2 separate regions of the Mus musculus genome follow, and region 1 is linked to region 2. Evidence: chromatin contacts called from ENCODE Hi-C or POLR2A ChIA-PET data. All regions are on one chromosome and are shown on one strand. The core of a region is the stretch at or near the end of the contact, and the rest is flanking DNA. Distances in the headings are between cores, read along the strand shown. Region 1 holds the start of Rcl1 (RNA terminal phosphate cyclase-like 1). Region 2 holds the start of Ak3 (adenylate kinase 3).

Evidence for each region. A loop is a pair of places that touch in the nucleus more often than their neighbours do. ChIA-PET counts read pairs that join two places held with the same protein, here RNA polymerase II (POLR2A).
Region 1: a loop to region 2 is called in a map of left cerebral cortex, with 8 times the contacts of the local background. The contact joins the promoter of Rcl1 here to the promoter of Ak3 in region 2. A Hi-C loop is called at or near these places in 1 of 37 maps with a recorded cell type or tissue (left cerebral cortex). POLR2A ChIA-PET finds 5 or more read pairs at or near these places in 3 of 5 experiments (Patski and embryonic stem cell).

What each region holds. Positions count from the first base shown.
Region 1 is chr19:29,099,459-29,102,690 of GRCm38, forward strand. Rcl1 (RNA terminal phosphate cyclase-like 1) reads left to right here and starts at 1,917. Exons shown (of 9, transcript NM_021525.2): 1 at 1,917-2,182. The coding sequence starts at 2,047.
Region 2 is chr19:29,046,419-29,050,098 of GRCm38, forward strand. It overlaps Ak3 (adenylate kinase 3), which reads right to left and starts at 1,543. Exons shown (of 5, transcript NM_021299.2): 1 at 1,261-1,543. The coding sequence starts at 1,411. 1700018L02Rik (RIKEN cDNA 1700018L02 gene) reads left to right here and starts at 1,065. Exons shown (of 1, transcript NR_028360.1): 1 at 1,065-2,311.

The DNA of each region.
Region 1 (3,232 bases), core at 667-3,166, 53 kb after region 2:
TATGTGGCTTTTGCTGCATTCCAACTATGCTGAAGACGCTTCTCCCCTACCCCCGCATCCCCCAGAAGGTTTAGAAGTCTAAAAGAATAGCTTAGTAAATGGAGCTGTCATTGTGATTCTGCCATTTACTGTGTTGCTTACAACAAGCTCCCCCTCCCCCTTCTACATCTCAGTTCTCAGATTTTATAAGTCAGGACTTATTCTCAATTGCCCAGAAGACGCGGAGGCAAAAAATGAGAGTGGACATAATTTATTTGAGAGTTATTTCTAGCACGTATCAGAGAGAAGCTGGGAAGGGATACAGGGAAAGAAGCCAGGAGATGGTGCTTAACCAAGAGGATGCCACAGCCAGAAACTGGAGCTGAAAGGACACCCCAGAGTTACCTCCTGGATGTGCAAAGAGAGCCTGGGTATTTCCATGTCAGCCCAGGACAGTCATTGCCTGAAGACTAGGAGAATTGATACCTCAGTACTATTGGCCTGCAATTCCAGGTGGGTTTGAAAATCTAGAAGCAGAGGTGAGACGCTGATGGAATAAAACTCAGAAGGTCTCCATTGAAAGCAGTGAGCTCTGAACGGATGTGAGCATTCTTTATTGAATAATATCTTTTTTCTAAAGACTATTGAGTAATTAAACGAGATAGCATTAAAAAAGAAAATGAAAAATCCATTCCTGATGTGAAAGTACCCCTGGTGCTTTAGTATTCTTCACAACAACGTTTAGAGGAGAGCCTATGGGTCCTGGAGCTTTTCCAAAGAACGCTGCCTGTCAGATGCCGCTTAGCTGTGTAAAGGCAGTCTTAACAGAATGGCGTTGTGGTAAGTGGGTTAGCTGCCTCAGTGGATTTCAGGGCTGATCCGTAGACTCTTCTCTGATGGCCACTGATGCTCCTCGGGGTTTCCTTGGGACTCTCACTCGCTTAGGATGGCCCCCTTTTTTTTCTTTCTCCAGCTTCTACTCCATCCTTCACTGTGCTTTCTGGGACTTAAGGTCTGGGGTTACAGCCCGTGAATGGCTGGCTGTAAACCTAACACTAAGACCACTGCGTTCCTAAGTTGGTAGTCATTTGATTGTTTTTTTAATGGAGGCGTGAAACAGTACAATATTTAGAAAGGTTTTGTAGTGCAAGCTTGGATGACAGGACAGATGGAAAAGCAAGATCTCCACCCACCCATCCCCCGTGCATGCATGAGCATGTATGTCTTGAAGTTATTGCAACTGTCCATTTTGAGTCATGCGAGGTTACAGATATGTCTTGACACCAAACTCAAAGAATATGAACGAAGGGGCAGCTGAGAAAGGGACAAAGAGAGGCCCCTCATTACAAAATAAGCAGCGGTCTCTTGTCTAAAGGCTCGGGGTCCTAGTTCAGGCAGCCTCTGACAGCTTGGCAATTTCCCGGGAGTGAAAGATTGCAGGCTGCACCTCAGAGGATTTCGGCTCAGACCCAGACAAGGCGCCTACAACAGGGTAAGCGTGTCAATCCTGTTCTCTTCGGTGGCAGGAAAACGCGGGAGAGGCTAGCTAGCATCCTTGCCCGGGGCTGCCGTAGGTACGTTGCTAAGTACCACCAGCTGTGGGCACCCAGGCGGAGCCATTGCCTCCTTTATCGCATAGGCCGTGAAAGTCCGGCACAGACAGACAGACAGACCCCCAAGGCGTCTGGGCGCCGGGGTTTCCCCGCAGCACTAACTGGGTCCCTCCAGCCGCGCGCTGTTGCTGGGGCCCGGGCACCGCCCTCTTTCACTACCGGCCAATGGCAACGCGGCATGAGCACCGCCCAGCTACAGCGCAGACCAATGGCGACGCAGAGAGGGCAACACCCAGATCCCTCGTGGGCCAATGGTAGTGTGCCTCGGAGGCCGGGCCGCCCCAGCCAGGGGAGGAGGCGGGCGGGCGGCCGCTGGCTCCGCCCCGCTCCCCTCTGACCCGGTGTCTAGTCGCTCTGTCTTCCTGTTCTAAACCACGTGGACGCGTCGGGGGCTGCCTTGGTCCTGGTCGCGCTCCCGGGTCCCGGGTCCCGGGCCTCTGCGGACGGCGCGCACATGGCGACCCAGGCGCACTCACTCAGCTACGCGGGGTGTAACTTCTTGCGCCAGCGGCTGGTCCTGTCCACCCTGAGCGGGCGACCGGTCAAGATCCGCAGGATTCGCGCCAGGGACGACAACCCGGGCCTCCGAGGTGACTTGGGAGGGGGCGCGAGGAGGGAGGACCCGGGGTCGTAGCCCGGAGTGGCCACTGGGCGCGTGGGAGGGATGGTGGTCGGGCGACAGATCTGTCCGCGAGCTGCGCCACGCGTGGAAGGATGCCCTGTGGCTCCTGGGCACGGGTAGTAAACAGCTGCACGTTTTCCTGGCTAGCTTGTTGCTACGAATCGTAGGCATCGCCCACTCGCTTCCCTCTCTTGAGTCTCTTGCTTTCGCCATAAACCTCCCTGGAGAAAAACAAACAGTTTATTGGACCAACATCTAGTGATTGAGTGAGACATTAGAGAGAAAAGTACCACAGATTGGTTTCCCAATCTCATCCAAAGCAGGTCTCTGAAACCGCTGCCCCGCTTGGACACCAGTTTTTGTCGCCATTATTTATCTCCTCCCCCCCCCACCACACCCCCGCCCTATCTCTTCGGAAGTGTATTATAAAATTTTATTTTTAAACGATGCGCTTGTTTCTATTAGTCACCGATGTGCGCAGTAGCGAAGCTTTGTAATAGGGTTTTGTTTTGTTTTTCTTGAACCGGAGTCTCATGTTGCTCAGGTTGCCTTCAAACTATGTATGTAACTGAGGATGCCCTTCAAGTCCTGTTCCTTCTACCTCCCCACCTCCCGAGTGCTGGGATTACAGGTCTGCTCCTGAGCGCTCAACCAAGATAGTTTTTACGTCGTAGACGTAGTTGTCTTGGCTTAAGGAAAAGGAAGGCCAAACATTAAACTGCAGGCTTCAAAGGTCTTATTGATTTATCTGTCTCACAAAGGTAGATAGATAGGTTGAACCCATCATTTGAACCCGCGTCTTGTTAAATGGCTTTGGTTTGCAGCTGTTCCCCTAGAATTTAGGTGCGTGTTCAAAAGTGTCTCCAAGATCCCTTCTGATAAAGACAATTGAACCAATTAAAACCAAAAAGAGAAAAAAAAAAAAAACTATCAGTAGCCTGAAAGGGGGGGGGGGGTTGTAGTTCGTTCAGGAGACCTCCTGGGTCAGGCTGGTATGTTTATTTTTGCGAGGTTTTTT
Region 2 (3,680 bases), core at 293-2,792:
CACCCTTTCCTAGAAACTAGCTATACACCCGCCAGGAGGGAGTGGAGAGGTAAATAAATCGCGGTAGATTCAGCAGACACAGGGTAAGCAGTGCAGTGCGGAACCGGACAACGTCTCCATATGGGATGGCAGGCTGAATGCAGTGTGCGAAAACACTGATGTGGAGTAAGTAGATGGTAACTTGATACACTGAGGTTGTAAGAAGGAGCTTTACACAAAGACATTTCCAGAAGGAGATAGACTGTTTCTCTCCGAGGTTCTGGGCTGAGGTAGGGACTAAGAGAAAACTTTGCTTTTTACTTTATACATTTCTGTCTTCCCTCCTCTCCCTGGCCTTTACTTTCTTTTTTTTAAAACCTTGAACAGGTATTATTTCTGTGTAAATAAGCTTCAAATGAATTTTCAAAATAGGCACTAGTTTGAAATTGAAGGTCAACACTATTGTGGAGAAACACATCTAGTGCAAGCTTTTAAAAAATAGTTTACAGCTGTTAGTTGGCTGGCGCCTGGAATCCCAGCACTCACTAGGGAGGCTGAGACAGGAGGATGTCAAACTTAAGTTAAAGTTATCCTTGAATACATCGAATGACACTGTCCCAAAAAATAAATTTAAAAATGCTTTTCTTAAAATAGAACTTACCACAAACCCACCCTTTGTAAAGTGTTGGCTAGATTTTTTGTGCTGAGTTAGAAGACTTTGGAAGGAGAAACACAGCAATCGTTTATGTAACTGTTACAAGGACAACTTTAGTGACTAAGAAATGTCTGGGGGCATCAAAATCTAAGCCAACTTTGTGACTGCAATGAAAATAAGTAATACTTGACCTTGCAGAGAGAAAGGTCAGAATTACAAGATCCCACGGAGCTTACCATGGGCGGGAGGGGGGGGTGTAGGGAAAAAAAAAAAAAAGAAGCTAGCCCTGGCAGAGCCAAAGCCTGCCTTCTGCATACAAGGACACGTGGAGAGACAGGCACAGCTCCCCCCGGCTGGACCCCCACCGCAGCTGCCAGCTGTGTCGAATGAGCTTCTAAAAACAAAGCCAAGGGCTTTCCTTCAGTCTTTGAACTTCCTAGTCCTTTCCTTCCCCCTCCCCCATCTACCCGAAGCTGCCCACGGAGGCCAGAGGATTCGGGGCGCAACGGCTCTTTCCCCAGGCGAGGTCGGGGAGCGCTGCACCCGCGTCGCAGGACCCTCGACCCCGGCCCGCAAAGCCCCGCCGGGACGATCGCACGCCGCCAGCCCTCGGTCTCAGCTCCCACCTGTGCCCTGCAGCATGTTCTGGCGGAGCAGGTCCCCGCTGGAGAGGTGCTTCAGCTCGAAGTGTTTGGTGATGCGTGACGACACGGTGCCCTTGCCGGAGCCCGGGGCCCCCATGATCACGGCGCGCAGCAGCCGCCCCGACGCCCCCATGGTGGCTGGCGGTGGTCCGAGCTGCGCAGACGCTGGTCTGTGGCCTGGCCTGCGCGCTCACAGGCTCCGCGGCCCTGGAGGGCTGGCAGCTGCAAGCGGGCGGTGGCCAGGACGCCCGGCTCTCCCGGAAGTGAGCGACGGCCACCGGGGCCGCCCCGCCGGCTGCTGCACCGCCCCTCCGCGCCCCTGCACCCCACTCCCTTGAGCTCCACCCGGCGCCTCTTGGCATCCCCAGACCCTCGTGCCCTGTGCTGCCTGGTCCCAGCCTGCAGGCTGCGCCCGTCTGCATTCTCCCCAGTGGACAACCTCTGAGCACCCCGTTCTACTTCTAGTCTCCCGCTGGCACCTCTGAGTGCCTGGATTTCATTTTTTTCCCCCCTCTGTGTTCACCTTTTTCACCCTTAGTCTTTTCTAAGAGCCAAGTTCTGTCCTGCTCAGACCCAACAGGAAGCAGCATGCCCCCGTGTTGTGTCCCCTCGGCCCCTCTGGTTCACCAGGTGTTCCCCACCTTTTCACACCAATCCTCCCTTGACCTTCTTCCCTCTGCCTTTTCACCCCATTTCCTTCTCCTCCAGGGGTGACCTGGAACCCTCCTCACAGAAGCTTTCATCAAGTGAAGTATGTGTCTCATCTCCCTGAATCCACTTTCAGAACCAAAAGTAGCTGTCACCGTTAACTTCCGCAGAGGTCAAACATACTAGCTCCTTCAGAAATGCATTCATTTCAGGAAGAGCTACCCAGTGCCTACTGTGTGCCACTGTACTTAGAGGCCTCCGAGAATGCTATGCTGAACAAACCCGAGTTTCTACTGCTGTCCGTTTGTTTTCTTGCTTGTTTGTCCAGGGGTGGAAGTAAGGCTTTTTGAAACAGTACTGTGAATAAAAACAATAACAAACCAGCAGGCAGCAGTGATAGACGTCTTTAAACCCCGCACCCAGGTAGAGGCAGGCAGATCTCAGGATTCCTGGCCAGCCTGATCTACAGAGCGAGTTCCAGGACAGCATGGGCTACACAGAGAAACCCTGTCTTGAAAAACCAAACAACAACTAACCAGAAGGTGTGGGAGGGAGCAGTGATGCCCTGGCGTGGGCTCTGAAAACTGAAGTACAGAGAGGGAGAGTGAGGTACGAACGGATGCAGAAGAGAAGCGATTGAGTCTTATTTTATCTGTAAAATGGACGCAGGAGATTGGTGTGGAGTAGAACGGTGTGTGGATTGCCTGTACAAGACCAACTACAAAGTGCTCCGTAAACGTTGCCCACTGTCCGCCTGATACGGTTTCCTTGTGCCGGGCACCGGGAAAACAGAAAAGTGTCTCTAAAGGAAACACCATGTGTGCCCCCTCAAAGGCTGCCAAATGACTGGTTCAGAACTACTTGCTGTTTCCAAGTAATTATTTCGGGGGTGATGGAGAGGGTAGCAAGGTAGGTTTGCTTGCTCAGAGAGAAGACGTGGTCTCCGTGGCAAGGTGAGGCAGACATCCCTGTACTTAAAAAAGCAAATGAGTGGCTCTCCCGTTGTTATTGCTGCACAAGAAGGAGTTAGTAAATAAGTAAATTACACAGTCCGTGCCTGTGTGTGGAATTAGGAGGAGAGCATGAGGGTACCCCGAGGTAAAGGAAGGAAGGGAGGGAGGAAGGCAAGAATGGAAAGGTCTGGGCAAGAGCAGGTTACGCAACACTAGAATCAGAAAACCTGGTGGTGGAGAAAAGCATTTCCAATCTCCGCAGTTGGGAACATTTGTGGTTTCAGCCTTGAAAATTTCGATTATGGGGGTGGGGTGTTCAAACAATTTTGGAGCAGCTAAGAATCCCGCTCCCAACACTACAACAAGCAAACACACAAACCCGAACAGAGAGATCCATTGCTTGTTCTCTTGGAGTTAGCGTTCGTTCTACTGGGGAGAGAAGACAGAAGCAAACATGAGTATGTAAGACTGAGGTGCTTAGAGACTTAGGGTGGGAGGCAGCAGGGTGTGTGGTCACTTTAACAGGCCCACGGGAGCTCAAAGCTGTTGATTGTAGAGGAGTAAGAGGCTGCCAAACTGGGACGTCTCTTGGCAACTGGGCCCAGGGCAGTCATTTCGACACACACAGGTATTTATTTGTGTGAGGTTTTGTTTTCCTGTTTAAGTTACACTATTGATAATAGTGGAACACAAAGTTAATTTGAATTTTAATCTCGCAAGGGTGCCTGAACTACCCATGGCCAAATGTTTATACAGGTCCATTTGTATTGAAGAAAGCTCAGAGGAGTGCCCTGTGTGTAG